Linked DNA regions of Mus musculus: region 1 is linked to region 2. A link is a loop called in an ENCODE intact Hi-C map of the cell type or tissue named here. Cell type or tissue: heart. All regions are shown on one strand. Links, peaks and the distances in the headings refer to the core of each region. The heading gives the core; the rest is flanking DNA. Region 1 overlaps Zfp260 (zinc finger protein 260). Region 2 has its middle 16 kb from the start of Zfp146.

Region 1 (8,337 bases), core at 298-8,297, 54 kb after region 2:
TTCTCTTCAACTGAATCCCATATATAAGGGGAACTCTTGCAGAACCAATGTCTGTGCCCAGGGGAAATAATTGTTTTCTAGGTTTCCTGAATTTGTTTTTTAGTCTATCTCTCTACAGAAAGCTGAGACTTAACTCACACGTCTTTCATCCTGTGTCCTTATCTGTGTATAACTCCAGAGGCCGCTTCTAAAAGAGAACAAGAAGTCATTAAAGAGAATCCACAAGGGTGAAAGTGTTGGTGTCTAGACTGTAGAAAGCATCCAATAAACTAGCTTGCACTACCATTAACACCCTTAACAACCCTTGGAGTCTCCCAAAATACTAATAAAATGCAGAAATGTGCTATTCAAAAAAGACTGTTTAAGTCACAGACAGCAGGTCACACTTATAATTCCAGAACTTGAGACACTGAGGCATGGGACTAACATGAATGGATCAGAGAGTGAATTACAGGCTGGCCTGGCTACAGATGAGACTCTGCCTTCAAACAAGACAAAATAAAACAAAAGACAAAAACAACTAGATGACTGAAGCCTAGTTTTTTTGGTACAAAAGAAAGCTCAAATGCAGCAACATTCCCAGGTGTGTGCTGTTAAGTGCTTCTAAATGTAGCTTGCACACACCATCAGTACAGAATATAAGAGAAAACATAAAGGCTAGAGAGATGGCTCGGAGGTTAAGAGCACTCACTGCTCTTCTGAAGGTCCTGAGTTCAATTCCCAGCAACCACATGGTGGCTCACAACCATCCGTAATGGGATCCAATGCCCTCTTCTGGTGTCTGGAGACAACTACAGTGTACTTATAAGTAAATCTTTAAAAAAAAAAAAAAAAAAAGAGAGAAAACATAAAAATCTAGACAACAACCAGGGCAAACACACAATACTGGTAGTGCTGAGGATGAAAGGGAGAAAAAAATATTTTTAAAAAAATATATTTATCTATGTTTTCTTGAAATTCCATTAAAATAGTAGTAAAAGGACTGGGGTGGGAAAAATACTTATGAAAACTAAACATTCGTGGATAAAATTAATTTAAGAAACTAAAGGTACAGAAAGATTGATAAAGACCCTGCAAATAAGAGTGCCAAGTAGAGACAAAATTAACTTTTGATAGAACTTAACAAAAAGATTATGCAGTAAAATCTAGTAGGTCATGTGTGTAATGTTAATACTTGGAAGACAAAGGCAGAAGGATTGCCACAACTTCAAAGGCCAGCCTGAGTCCAATGTTAGCTTGAGATAACTTCCGTGTAGCCTGGGCTACAGTCTGAGACCTCCTGTCAAAAAATCCTAACTAGAGTTCTATAATTTGGGAAGAGTAGATATTTGTAAATCAAATGTAAATGAAGCTGATACCCCAACTCTCTTTCTTGTTTATTCAATTTTTAAAAAGACTTAATGTTGATTTAACGTGTCTCTGCACGCATATGCGCACATGTGTACATGAGTGCAGATACCTTCGGAGGTCAGAGGCATCAGATCCTCTGGAGGCTCATGGGCTTCATAAGCCTCCCAAAGAGGATGCTGAGATCTGAACTCAGATTCCATGGAAGAGCAATACATGCTCTTCACAGCTGAGATGTGTTTTTTGAGGGTCTCGGGTAAACCAAGATGGCCTTGAATTATCGTGTAACCGTGAATGACTTACAAAAACACTATTCCACCTCCACTGGCCCTGTATCAACATGCCTGGTGTACACAGTGCTGGGCGTAAAGGCAGGGCTTGGAAGTGCATGGTCAGCAAACAACCCACACAGGGAGCTCCATCCCTATTCCCATGATGCAGCTCTTGTCATTGGGAAGAACTGGAAAGTAGTCAAGAGAAAGCATTCTCAGCACTTGGGGGAGTGAGGTAGGGAGAGTGAGGTAGAGAGAGTGAGGTAGGGAGACTGGGAGAGAAAGATCACACATTTAAGGTATCTCAGAGTTAATCCTGTAGTGGTTTGAATAAGAACGGCCCTCATGAGGGAGCAGCACTACTTGAGAGGGATTAGGAGGTGTGGCTTTGTCCCAGGAGGCATCTCACTGCTGCCCACACCAGGCCACTGCTCCAGCATCAGGAGTATCCTCCTGCTTCCACCATGCCCCTGACATGAGAATCATGAGCTAACTCTCTGAAACTATAAGCAGGCCCCATAAATTCTTTCATTTATAAGAGTTGCCTTTGTCATAATGACACATCACAGCAACAGAACAAAAACTAAGACAAACCCCTTCCACTGAATAACAAATAATACAGCTAATATTCTTTTTTAAGAAAAGCCCAAATATTTATTTATTTATTTATGTGCACAGTTTTCTTTCTGCATGTATGCCTGCAACCAGAAGAGAGCACCAGACCCCATTACAGATGGTTGTGAGCCACCATGTGGTTGCTGGGAATTGAACTCAGGACTTCTAGAAGAACAGCTAATGTTCTTAACCTTTGAGCCATCTCTCCAGTCCTACCGCTAATATTCTAAAGAACTAAAATTAAATATACTATTTTTAAAATAAAATATATTATGTGTTTTATAGCATCTTGACATAAACAGTGCTCTATGTGTTCAAAATGATAGTAAATTAAGAGCAAATGAGGTGCGTCCACTGGTAAACTGCTTTATTCTCATGCTTGGTCTCAAGGTTGACCCCAGAACCCATGTGGAATAAGGCTCCACAGCCTTGTGTTCTGATCTTCATACAGACCATGGAAGCATGCCTGTATACACACACACACACACACACACACACACATACACACACGTACAATAATTATAATTAAAATTAGTATTTAAAAAGAAAGACTTAACAAAATTGGTAAAAAAAAAAAAGGCAAGAAACAAGTAGAAAGAATGGAAGAAACAAAAGAATATAAAATAAGACTGGAAATTTAGTGGAGCAGTAGTAGGATCTAAGAAGTCTAAAAAGTATTGAGTAGGTTGTAGGAAACATGATATAAAAAAAGAGAAACCACTGAACAGAATAAAGACACTTTCCAGACCCGGCTCTTCAAATACAAAGAAACTCCATTCATAAAAAAGCTATGCTAATTAAGCACATTACTGTAACATTTTAGCAAAAGTAAAAAGGAAAGAAAACAAGAAGGCAATACTAATGTTGTGATATGTGCTGAGCTTGCACACATGCACAGTTTGTGTGTGGAGGTCAGAGGACAACTTGGAGGAGTCTCTTTTCTCCTACCACCTAGGTTTCAGAAATCAAACCCAGGCCACTGAGCTCTGTGGCAAGTGCCTTTACCCAACGAGCCACCTCACTGGCCTGAAAGGTGCACATGTCAGGCACATTAAATAAAATAAGCAAATCTTTTTTTTTTAATACAGTGATATAAGCTGTACCAAAAGCACAGGCAGTATTGGTGCTGGGGATAGCATTTCTCCATCTTTCATATTAGTAAGTTAACTGCTCTAAGATAGAGCAATCAAAAATAGGCAAAATAAGGTGGTGGTGGTGTACTCCTTTGATCCCAGGGCTCAGGAGGCAGAGGTAGGCAGATCTCTGTGAGTTCGAGGCCAGCCTGGTCTACAGAGTGAGTTTCAGGGCAGCCAGGACTACACAGAGAAATCCTGTCTCAGGAAAAAAAAAAAAAAAAAAAAAAAAAAAAGGCAAAATAGTTTTAATAAACACTGGCAGATAAGGACAAGTATGTTTTAAGTGGCCAAATGTGGTATGATATATCTTTGATCAGTACTCAAGAGGCAGAAAGTTGGGTGTATCTCTGTGGCTTAGAAGCCAGCCTGGTTTACATAGGGAGTTCCAGGACACCCAAGTCTACAAAGTGAAAGCCTGTTTCAACAACAATAAAAAAGTAGCATATGGTTGCCAGTGTAGAGTAATTCAGGGTTCAAAAAGACTGAGCAGCTAGGTGTGGTGGAGAAGGCCGTTAATCCCAGCAGAGACAGGCAGATCTCGGAATTTGAGGCCAGTCTGGTCTAAAGAGTGAGTTTCTGAGTTTCAGGACAGCCAGAGAAACCCTGTTTTGAAATAACAAAACAAAACACACCACCCCACCCCCACCCCCCGAAAGAAAGGAAAGGAAGAAATGAGCAAGAATAGTTAGGGAGAGAGTCTACAGAGTCATCCTTGAGTATCTTAGATTATTAGCGCTTAGCTGCTTGTATAAATGGCATACTGACAAGCAATCTGTGCATATCTTCTCATATAGTTAAAACGGCTGAATCATTTTTAGGTTACATATAATACCCAGTAGCAATCCTGGGCAAAGGGTTGCCATACTGTATTGGTCAGGGAGTAATAATAAGGGAATAAAATCTATATGTTCAGTACAGATGTAAAGGGTTTTTTTTTTTTTATCTATCTTACATATTTGTGTATTTGCACACAAGTGCAGATGCCTATGGGCACTAGAGTCCTGGATCCCCTTGGAACTAGATACTGTATCAATTATTAAAATTAAGTCGGCAAATGAAGCAGAGGGGCTGGTACCCAACATAGAAGTTAGAAGAGCAACCAGTCCTGCAGAAGGCGATGGAAAAGAAAACGGAGTCAGGAGGAAGTCTGGAAATTTCACTGACCTAAGGAATTTTCAACAACTGTCCCTCCAAATGGGGACAAGCTGATCCCAAATAATAATAATAATAATAAATAATAATAATAATAATAATAAATCGTCATCATCAAACTCTCACTGGAGCTGTAAGGACACTGAGAACACTACATAAAGGTTTCACTCACCTGCAGATTGATGCTGCTTCTCAGACAGTCAGGGTTTTTGTTTGAACTGTAGACTTTTAACTTGCAATAGGTAAAGCAATTCAGGACTCAGGCGTTATCTCTGCAGCGGCTGCAAGTCAGACCGAAGCCTCAGCACTCAAGAGAGCTCTGGAGGGTAGAGAAACTTCCGGTCTCGGGAGTACACAGGAAGGGGGACTGTGCAGACAACACAAAGGCGCCTCAGTCCGCGCATGCGCACAAAACAGATGGGCCAAGCGCTTGTACTTGGCATTTAGACTAAACCCGTAATTCTACTTAAAATCAAAATGTTCTTCAGATGTGGGTAACAGATGGTATTCTATTTTCAGAAATGAAGTTATACAGAGGAACTATGACACCGCCATTTTCAGAGTCTGCCCAAGCTGGCCATCTGAACATGATTTCCGAGTGGGTATCAAGGTGCCCTTGCTCCCAACTGAAGTCAAACTGCTGCCTATCATTTTACTGTCAACCACGGTGGGGGTTTTGTTCTATTTTCTGAGGCAGTCTCTCTGTGTGGCCTGGCTGTCCTGGAACTCATTCTGTAGACCAGGCTGGCCTCGAACTCAGAGATCTGCCTGTCTCTACCTCCCGAGACTTGTGCTTGAAGACGTGTGCCACCACCGCCCAGCCTCAACAACATTTTAAGTCAGGTATGGTAGCATGTTTCTAATAGTAGCAACTTGGGAAACTGAGGCAGGAGGATGGAGAGTTTGAGGCCAGACTTGGCTACCTGTCTCAAAAAAAAAAAAAAAAAGCAAATAGAGGGACGGGGAAAGGCTCAGTGCTTAAAGTACCTGTGCCGGCAAACGTGAAGATGGGTGTTGGATTCCCAGAATCCCTACCTGTCAGGGGGGCATAATGGCTTGCCTGTAATTCCAGCTTCAAAGGGCAGAGAAGGGATCTTGGGAGCCAGTTGGTTAGAAACACAAGACTGTCTAAGAGCTGTGGGTGTGACTGAGACCCCGTCTTAATAAGTGAGGTGGGAAATCGATGGATGATGGTGACTCCTGACATCAATGTAGGACCTCCACATCATGCCAATCCATATGCATGAACACTCCTGTGCACATGCACCCCACCCATCCACACAAGCTCACACACATGAAGAACAAGTATACACACTGAAAAACAGACATGCACACATGTAAACACACACACACAATGTAAAGAGAAATAAACTGATATGGGCAGGCACTCAGGAGAGTGGAGGATCAGAAGTGCAAGGTCATTCTCAGCTACGTGGTGAGGTTCAGCCTGTGCGTGTGCGCATGAGAGAGAGAGAGAGAGAGAGAGAGAGAAGCCAGGAGTGTTTTTTTTTTTTTTTTTTTTTTTTTTTTTGTTTTTTTTTTTGGTTTTTCGAGACAGGGTTTCTCTGTGTAGCCCTGGCTATCCTGGAACTCACTCTGTAGACCAGGCTGGCCTCAAACTCATAAATGCCCTCTTCTGGTGTGTCTGAAGATAGCAACAGTGTACTCATATGCATGAAATAAATAAATAAATCTTTAAAAAAAAAGAATAATTGATTTCCAGGGTATAGTAATGAAAGGGCAGGCTTACTCTCTTACTTGGAGATGTACAAGCTATAGCTGTGCTGTGCTGTGCTGTGCTGTGAATTACGGATCAGATAATACAGAGGGGAAACGGGTGGAGGCCACCTTCAAGAAGGAGCTATCAGTAATCAGTATGACACTAATGGACATAACAAGTTTGATGCTCTCAGCTGAGCGTGGTTGCACACACTCTGAGTTCAAGGCCAGCCTGGTCTATATATTAAGTTTCCAGACAGCCAGGGCAACCTAGAGAAACCTAGCAGTAGAAGTCCTTAGAGATGAAAAAAATCCCACAGTCCTAGGCACATCGCTATCAGAAGGGTAACGAAAGCAAGCTGGGGGTGGAGAGATGCCTGCTAGTAAAGGCACTGGGTCCTGAATCGAGGTCCCAGCACCTATGTAACAAGTCACACACGCTGCCATACAGCTTCATGGAGGAGAGGGCAGTGGATCCCTGACACTCATGGACTCAGGGGGTTCCACATTCAGTGAGAGACCCTGCCTGCCACAAACAGTAAGGTAGAGAGTCATGGAGGAAGGCACCTGACCTCCACCTCTGCCCTATGACTCCCAAGTGCATACTCATGCACACACGCATGTGTGCACTCACAAGTGCTCTGCCATAAGACTCCCAAGTGCATACTCATGCACACACGCATGTGTGCACTCACAAGTGCTCTGCCCTATGACTCCCATGTGCATACTCATGCACACACGCATGTGTGCACTCACAAGTGCTCTGCCCTATGACTCCCATGTGCATACTCATGCACACATGCATGTGTGCACTCACGAGTGCTTATGCATATACCCACATGAACATGTAGACACACACACACTAAAAGAAGTTGTATCTTCCTTGTTAATTTGAAATTTTTTCTTACTTATCAAAATTGTTGACCCTTTAATAATATCTCACTTTATTGCAATTGTTAAGGGGCTGGAGAGATGGCTCAGCAGTTAGGAGCACTGCTGCTTGCTCTTCCAGAAGACTGGAGTTTGGTTCCCAGCAGCCACACTGGACTGCTCTCAAGGAGATCTAATGCCCTCTTCTGGCTTCCAAGGGCATTCATAAACATGCCCACAACCTTCGAGCATTCACATACACATAAATAACTCTTGATTAGAATTTATTAAAAAAAGGGCTGGTGAGATGGCTCAGTGGGTTAGAGCACCCGACTGCTCTTCCGAAGGTCCAGAGTTCAAATCCCAGCAACCACATGGTGGCTCACAACCATCCGTAACAAGATCTGACTCCCTCTTCTGGAGTGTCTGAAGACAGCTACAGTGTACTTACATATAATAAATAAATAAATCTTTAAAAAAAAAAAAAAAAAAAAAAGAATTTATTAAAAAAAAATTTTTTTTTGGATTTTTTTTTCAAGACAGGGTTTCTCTGTGTAGTCCTGGCTGTCCAGGAACTCACTCTGTAAACCAGGCTGGCTTCGAACTCAGAAATTCGCCTGCCTCTGCCTCCCAAGTGCTGGGATTAAAGGTGTGTGCCACCATGCCCGGCTTAAAAATAAATTCTTTAATGGAAAAAAAAAAAAAGAAAATAAAGAAAAGAAAAAAGAAAAGAAAAACATGTTTTAAAAAGATGTGTGACAAGCTAGGCAAGGTGGCGCACACCTTTAATCCCAGCACTCAGGAGGCAGACGCAGTTGGAACATCCTAGTTTGGAGCAGCTTAATCTATAGAGCGAATTCCAAAACAGTTAGGGCCACACTGAGACTACCCTGACTCAGAAGGAAGGAAGGAAGGAAGGAAGGAAGGAAGGAAGGAAGGAAGGAAGGAAGGAAGGAGGGAGAAATGAAAGCAAAACGATGATGAGCCAGCTATAACAGCGCATGCCTTTAGTCCCAGCACTTGGGAAGCCTATCTCGAGAGTTCCAGGACAAGCAGGACTATGAACGCAGACCATTTTTTGTTGTTTGTCATGTTTTAAAGACTGACCAAAAACTACTCAGAAGAAAATCTGTATGTTAACAAAAGCTACTTGGTATGGATAAATCTGGACAAATTAGGAGTCTTAATTTGGAGCTGAAGGGATTGCTCAGTGGATAAGAACACTG
Region 2 (8,337 bases), core at 69-8,068:
ATTCGTGTGCATATGATATGTATGGACACGTGGCATGTCATAGGACTTGTAGAGATTAGAGGACAACTTTGTGGAGTTGGGTCTTCTCTTCCACTATATGGGTCTCTGGGAATTAATTTAGAGCTTCTGGCTTAGCACCCAGAACTTGTGCTTGCTAAGCCATCTCGCTGGTTCTCTGGCCAACTATTGATTATCTGTGGACGAGGTGGGCAGAGTATGGAATTGGGTAGGAATTTAACTCAGATTCTTTGTGGCCCAAATTCCACAATGTTCCCTGAATTTTGCATGTCCATTTGTGGCTATAGGCATTCAACATTTGGTCTAAGATTTTTGAGCAATTAAGTCTCTGAAATCACCGCTAAATATGGTACAAAGAAGCTTCTCTGACAAAGGTGATAGCTATATGGGTATTTGACGAACACTTGTCCATTTAACAAAACAGTAGTAGCTTTCCCATCAGGGCCTGTGACCTCCCCAACAGTGGCCTTTTGCTGGATTTATAGTAACAGACTCCTTTTAAATTGTTGAACAGGATCCTAGTGTGCAGTTGCTGGTAGAGAAAATGGAGTGATAGGATTGCTCAGTGGTTAAGAGTACTTGGCTCTTCCAGAAGACTGGATGGAGGCTGGTTCCCAGCACCCACATTGGGCAGCTCACAACCTCTTCTAATGATGGCTCCAGGGAAGTCGAAGACCACCTTTGGACCTTTGCAGACACTGGCATATATGTATTTACATACAGATACCTGTAGCGTATAATTAATAAAAAACAACCCCACACTATTACCAGGTTCAAGTCCCGCCCCCCCCCCATGCCTATTCTCAAGCAGCTATCCACCCAGTTTCCCACAGTTCACCTGCTGTCACATTCCCAGTCATCCTAAACTCATCAACTAGTCTATGTTAGAAATCTAACAGTGGCAGACTCTGCTACCAGATCTAACAGTTCCCCGCCTACATGGTGCCTCCTTTCATTTCCGCCCCACTATCCAAAAAGGGGGCGTTTGTTCCTTCCTCTTGGACCAGAAGATCAACCTTCTCCTTGCCCGGTGACTGGCTTCTTGTCTTTATTATCCAACTAATTAGAGGAAAATTCTGCTACAGATAGTCATATAACTGGATAAAGTATTTGTAAAAACAAATTTAGTGGGCTATTTGATACCATCTGGGAGCGTAATATATCAGTATCTGGTTTGGCCTGGGGAGTAAAGGTTAGATGTGCACGCATGGGTCCAGGCCCCCAGAACCCATATACAAAGCTGGTCATGGAGGAACATGCTTCTGAGCCCAACTCGGGAGGTCAAGATGGCAGGACTTCAGCTCAGGCCCCAGTGAATGATTCACCTGGGGATATCAGGCGTCTATATCCACTCACAAAAGAATGTGCACACCCATACATTCCTTTCATACAGGTAAACAAGAAGGCACACATGAGAATTGTCAGGTTGTAGCTATTATATTTGAAAACTAGCAGATAACATAAATACCAACTGCAAACAAGAGTACCAAATATACCAAAGTATCGTTTTCCCAAAAATCTTACGATGCTTTTACATTCTTCTGTTTGTTTGTTTGGTTGGTTTTGGTTTTGGTTTTGGTTTTTCGAGACAGGGTTTCTCTGTGTAGCCCAGGCTGTCCTGGAGCTCACTCTGTAGACCAGGCTGGCCTCGAACTCAGAAATCTACCTGCCTCTGCCTCCCAAGTGCTGGGATTAAAGGCGTGCGACACCACTGCCTGGCTGCTTTCACATTCTTGTATCGAATTTAAAAGATCAAGGTTCCATCTTTCCACTGTTCCCAGGACTGTTTAGCGGGTGTGTTGAAATGCATAGAGGGTTTACCTTAGTGCAGCTGGCCATAATTGCAGTCTCATGTGGAAAGCTGTTATGATTCATAACTTTGTCCTCATAAGCTGGCTTTCATGTTGAAGACCTGTTTTTAATTCATTTATATAAAAAGGTTAAATTCACTAGAAGTGTAAATCTGCAAGGCAGTTTTCATTGTTAAATTTTGACACACATTTTGCTTTTGAGATTGTAAACAACTAGATGATACTGCAAATCTTTTCACCTTTTCATTTTTTGGCTTTTTCTTGTTTTATTTTTTGAGACAGTTTTTCTATATAGCCCTGGCTGCTCTGGAACTCACTCTGTAGACCAGGCAAGTCTTGAACCCAACTTAGAGATCCACCTGCCTCTGCCTCCCAAGTGCTGGGATTAAATGTGTGTGCCACTAGCTACCATGCCTGGCTGCTATCTTCTAGAAGTAAATGACACCTTCATAGCCAGCATCAATAGTTATCATCAGTCCCTGCCCCCCAACCCCTGGCTGTTTTCATGTGTATTGTGAGTGAGTGCGTGCGTGTGTGTATGTGTGCGTGAGTGTATGCTTTCATAAGTGGAGTGAACGTATGTGTGCATGTGTAAACAAAGCTAGAGAAGGTTCAGTGAATAAAGATTCGCTGACAAGCAAAGTTTTCCAACTGGTGTGTAGTGGGAGGACAGAACTGAGCTGCACGGCGTCTGCCCACAAGCATGCAACACGCCCACCCCCAGGAGTGTCTTTAAGATGGAAAGTGGGCTGGAGTGAAGCACAGAAGTTTACTGACTGACCTTCCAGAGACCTTGGTTTGAGCTCCAGCACCCACAGGACAGCTCAGGACCTTTTGTAACTCCAGTCTCAGGTGATGACACCCCCTTGTGGCCCTTGAGTGCTACACACACAGTACACAGATAATGCAAGCAGAACACTCAGACACAATAAAGAAAACCAATAAACCCCAGTGGTCTGGGCTCTTCAGGGCCTTGCACATGCTGGGCAAGTGTTCAAGCACTGAGCTGCATCCATAGCCCCACTTTGCTTTTTAGGTGAAGACAGGCTCTTGTTAGGCTGCTCAGGCTGGTAAGCCTCTTGCCTCAGTGTTTCAAAGAGCTTGGAAATGAAAACCATCTCAACTCTAGAGTAGGCACCACTCTGGTTTAACTCCTGCTGCCCTTATTTAACAAACCCTACTCTAGCATGAACTCTGCTTACTAGTTATAGTGAGCTGTAAAAACAGCCCTAAAGTTGGGTGTGGTGGCGAATGCCTTTAATCTCAGAATTTGGGAGGCAGAGGCAGGCAGATTTCTGAGTTCGAGGCCAGCCTGCTCTACAAAGTGAGTTCCAGGACAGCCAGGGCTACACAGAAAAACCCTGTCTTGAAAAACAAAACAAAACAAAACAGCCCTAAAACAATGAGCTGTATAGCATTTTTCTCTGATATGAATTTTTTTTTGTGTTGTGTTGAGCCATGGCTAATGACTGCCACTTTTATTGCATTTACATAGACAAAACTAGCCTCTTTTGAGCTAGACCTCAAAACCTTGATACTATGTAGTCCAAACTGGACTCATGGCGGACCTTCTGCATCATCCTCAAATTTTGGAACCTCAGGCTTGTGCCACCATGACTTGCCTGTGAAGTTTATTTTCAACAAGTATTACCTCCAAGTGAAGGCATGGTAAGGCCACTGAAATGGAGCACTCCATGGGTATAAAGAAGCAAAATTTATTGTAAACATGAAACTGCCATGTCTCTCTCAGGGTAGAGTGAAAATAGCCAGAGGTGTTTGGGAATGCCCAAAGATGCCACGGAGCGGAGACACTAAAGGGGCAGGGCGGGTGGGGACTTACTGTTTTTCGAGAAAAGCAAGGAGCTACAGAGTTGGAGGGAGAAGCTGAAAGCTCTAACAGTCTGGAAATTCAGAGCCGGAAGAGCCCTTACCATGTACCGGAACTACAGGTTAAAGGGGACTGACGCAGCCTGGAAATTAGCATAGGGCTTTGATATGTAGCCAGGTGCCTCATTTGCCTCACGTAGGAAGAAAGGTGTCTTTTATATACCCCACCTCAGTAAATCTCTCTACTGTCCAGCCTGAGCTGAGCCCAGTGTCATTTTGGACAGTGCCAGTGCCAGTACATTTCTGGGGTGTGGGGAGGGAGCTGGGATGGAACATTATCAGGTTGAATGGATGGTAATGAGTTCTGCTTCCAGCTAAGCATAAGGGCACTCACTATATTCTTTTTAAAAAAAAAAAAAAGATTTATTATGTATACAGTGTCCTGCCTGCATGCATGCCTACAGGCCAGAAGAGGGCACCAAATCTCATTACACATGGTTGTAAGCCACTACATGATTGCAGGGAATTAAACTCAGGACCTCTAAAAGAGCAGCCAGTGCTCTTAACCTGTGATCCATCTCTCATCTCTCCAGCCCAGCAGATACCTTTATTCCCAGCAGTCGGGAGGCAGGCAGATCTGAGTTTGATGCCAGCCTGGTCTAAAGAGAATTCTAGGACAGCCAGCACCATTGAGTGAGATTTTTGTGTGTGTGTGTGTCTCCCCACCACCACCACCACCACACACACAAAAAGAGTTCTGTGTGGATTTGTTTTTTCACGTTGATTTATATTTAGCTCTAAGAATAGAATCATTTTGGGAAAGGACTGATATACACTCGAGAATGTACCATAATTAAAAAGACCTACATGTTGGCAAGAAAAATTCCAGTGTTTGGTATGAAATAATTAGAAACACATACAAATATACAATCACCAAAAGACATATACGAGAGCATAGCGGTATTTTTATGACAATATCATTAAAAAAATATTTCCGCCGGGCATGGTGGCACACGCCTTTAATCCCACCACTTGGGAGGCAGAGGCAGGCAGATTTTTGAGTTCGAGGCCAGCCTGGTCTACAGAGTGAGTTCCAGGACAGCCAGGACTATAGAGAGAAGCCCTGTCTCAAAAACAACAACAACAAAAACAAAAAAAAAACCCAAAAAAACAAAAACAAAAACAAACCAAAAAAAATTCTACCATTAGAGATTGAAATATATCTTAAAGTGGAATGTTAAAAGAAATGCACTGACATGTTTAAAATGTAAAAGCATGATGTTAGAAAGCAAGATGTATGATAAAACATGCTTAAAACATACAAGTGTGCGAATGCACTTGCACGTGGAAAGTAACAAGTGTCTCTCAGTGATGCAGAGCGCCGTGAGCCTTCGCTTTACTCTCCTTCCCTTACGGAAAGGGACACTGCTAACCACTTGTAACTTGGTCCTACATTTTGTTGTTTTAAGTAAGTTTCTCTCATGTACAAAGCCCTAACTGGGCTGAAAGATGGTACGTAGGTCAGTTGCTCTGTAACTGTGACCCTCCTGACTTTGCCACCCAAGTGCTGGCTGACATTAAGTAAGCGCTACTCTGTCCAGTTGGAAGCATTTTTAAATAATGTTTTCAAAGTCGGCAGAACAGTCTAAAACAACGGCTGTAACTATTTCATATGCTAGGAAGCAGTGGTATGGAGCTTCAATCTCTGTTATGACGTGTGGAAGCATGTTATTCTTTAGATATTAAAGGTTTACAATAATTGTAAAGACTTCACATCCCTCTTTTATTGTATTTCCACATTTTCTCTATGAATCCTTTGATGTACAACGAGGTTCCTCTTATAACTAAAGGACTTGCCGCAGTCATTACATGCATAGGGCTTCTCACCTGAGTGAGTTCTCTGATGAACAATGAGATTTGTCTTCTGGCAAAAGGACTTTGCACATTCATTGCATTGATAGGGCTTCTCTCCTGTGTGAGTTCTTTGATGATGGACGAGGTAGGACTTCCTGCTGAAAGCTTTCCCACACTGAGGACACTCTTGGGACTTCTGCCCCGTATGGATTTTCTGGTGGACAGGAAGTGTTGCCTTTTGGCGGAAGGCCTTCCCACACTCGCTACACAAATACGGTTTCTCCCCAGTGTGACTCCTCTGGTGCAGGTTGAGGTTTGTTTTCTGGCTGAATGGTTTCCCACACTCACTACATTCATATGGTTTCTCTCCTGTGTGGGTTCTGTGATGATCAATGAGGTAGGACTTCATCCTAAAGGCCTTCCCACAATGAGGACATTCGTAAGATTTCTCCCCTGTGTGTGTTCTCTGATGTGCCACAAGAGTGCTCTTCTGGCGAAGGACTTCCCACACTCATTACACACATAGGGCTTCTCCTCATTATGAGTCCTCTCGTGAAGAGCAAGTGTTGTCTTCTGGGAGAATGCTCTCCCACACTTGTTACAGACATAGGGCTTCTCCCCTGTGTGAGTCCTCTGGTGGACAGTGAGGTTCGCTTTCTGGTGAAAAGATTTCCCACATTCTTTACAAACGTAGGGCTTCTCCCCTGTATGAATTCTCTGATGGAGGGACAGAGTTGTCTTTTGGCGGAAAGATTTGCCACAGTCATTACAGCCATACGGTTTTTCTCCTGTGTGAGTTCTCTGATGACGAATAAGGTGTGATTTCAGTCGGAAGGCATTCTTAGACCGTGGACATCCGTAGGACTTTTCCCCTGTGTGTGTTCTCTGGTGATCTGTGACGGCTGTCTTTAGGCGAAAGGACTTATCACACTCAGTACAAACAAAGGGCTTTTCTCCAGTGTGAGTTCTCTGATGGTCAATGAGATATGACTTCCTTCTAAATGCGCTTCCACACTGATTCCTCCGTGTGAATGGCCACGTGCAGAATCCACACTGACTTCCTGCAGAAGGCTTTCCCACATTCAGTGCATGTATGTTGCTTTTCGGGATCTGATGCCCTTTGCTTTTTGTTATATATAAATGGATTTTCCTCTCTATGCACTCTACTGAGTGTAACTGAGCTCCCCTTTCTAAGAAACGATGTCTCCTCAACCAGACATTCGGATGACTGTGCTGCACTTACAGCCTCCTCAGGCTGCACAAGTGCGTCCCCCTGACTGCAGGACTCCACACTCTGAGTGTGGGATTTGATGTCAGGATGTCCCGCATCTTGCATGGGATTTGGGGGTGTTTTCACACAGCAATCATACTCGCTGAATCTCTTTCTTGCAGGGTTTAGATTACAGTTGATTAATTCTGAAACATTTTCTAAAATATTTCCATGAGTGTCATACTTCGGAGGTAGGTCTTTGGAATTAACAGTCTTGCTCCCTAGAGTCATTGTCTTTTGTCTATAGTTAATATGTAAAAATGATCTGAGTATTTTTCTTCATGTTCCTTGAATTTCGTTAAAAACTCTCTTGATTTCCAGTTTTCTCCTAGGAAAGAATAACAACTAGTGAATTTCCAAGAGAAAAAAATTATAAAAAGTCTAACATGGGGAAGACCTAGAGCAAACCCCTTCCAAGTTACAAAGCAAAACAAATAAAAATAGATAACCTACAGCAGGCAACAACAACAAAGGCCTACACCGATTTCTTTTTATCATGCTCTATTTAAAATTTGGGTTTAATTACCAACTAGAAAAGTCATTCCAATGACTACAAGCAGTTTTTGAAATGTAACAGGATTTCACATAGTCCAGGCTTGCTTCAAACTTGTTATGTGCCAACGCTAGCCCTGAATTGCTTAGAACGTTTAAAATTAGAAATGATTTTATTTCATGTCAGTGTTTTACCTGCATGTATGTATGTGCACTACATGTGTGCTTGGTACCTAAGAACATGAGAGGATGGTATTGGATCCCCTAGAAGTGTAGTTACTACCTGTGAACCACTAAGTGGGAGCTAGGAAACCCAGATTCTCTAAGGAAGAGCCAGTGTTCTTAACTTCTAAGCCATCTCTCTAGCACCCTTGTTTGATATATTTTTCTTTTTTTTGAGAGTATTACTATGTAGCTCTGACTCTGGTACTCACTAGGTAGATCAGGCTGGCCTCAAACGCATGGCAGTCCTGCAGTTCAGCTCCTCAAGTACTAGAATTATAGGCATACGCCACCAAGCTTAGCAGCAAATCTTTATTTCATAAAATATAGACTGGAGAGCAATCCTTCCTTACTGAAAGGAATGTGCAGGGGACTGGACAGGGTTCTTGCAGAGGACCCAGGTTAAGTTCCCAGCATCCATAGGGTGGCTCATAACTGTTCAATACTCTAGTTCCTAAGAATCTGACACCCTCTTCTGGCCCCAGACACCAGTAGTGCACATAGATACATGCAGGCAAAATATACATACACATAAATACACAAAAACCTAAAAATTGTTTTTCATACGTCTTGGTTGAGTAGGGTGGTTTCACCCTGAAATTCTAGCACTCCAGTTGCATTCAACATGTCCAGCTCAGAATTGTGTTTTCAGTGTTGTGGGTGAGATTGTCATTTCAAAAGCAGGAACCTTTAAAACGTGTCAGTGATATGTGATGTTGCCTGACTCTTTCAGGCTTATGTCTAAAGTCAGAAACTTGCTAAGGAGACATGACTTGCAAACGATGTCCATGGCTCTTCCCCTCTCTCCAGTCTGAGGATGATGTCAGGTTTAGACACGTCACA

Evidence for each region. A loop is a pair of places that touch in the nucleus more often than their neighbours do. Peaks named below come from ENCODE experiments on the same cell type or tissue, not always from the same donor. Only the 100,000 strongest peaks of a DNase experiment are listed, where the experiment ranks them.
Region 1: it touches region 2 in a loop (6-fold over the local background); 12 of 42 quality-filtered maps call a loop at or near these places.

The regions. Positions count from the first base shown.
Region 1 is chr7:30,096,080-30,104,416 of GRCm38, reverse strand. Zfp260 (zinc finger protein 260) reads right to left here. Exons shown (of 3, transcript NM_011981.4): 2 at 4,695-4,889; 3 at 1-187. Among named protein-coding and RNA genes, the nearest start is that of Zfp260, 5.2 kb to the right of the region's middle. In heart, for the core only: no CTCF peak of the experiment used is centred there; a DNase peak (open chromatin) is centred at 4,886; H3K4me3 peaks cover 434 bases; H3K27ac peaks cover 233 bases.
Region 2 is chr7:30,150,034-30,158,370 of GRCm38, reverse strand. It overlaps the pseudogene Gm10988. Among named protein-coding and RNA genes, the nearest start is that of Zfp146, 16 kb to the left of the region's middle. In heart, for the core only: a CTCF peak has its summit at 4,125 (motif pointing right); no DNase peak of the experiment used is centred there.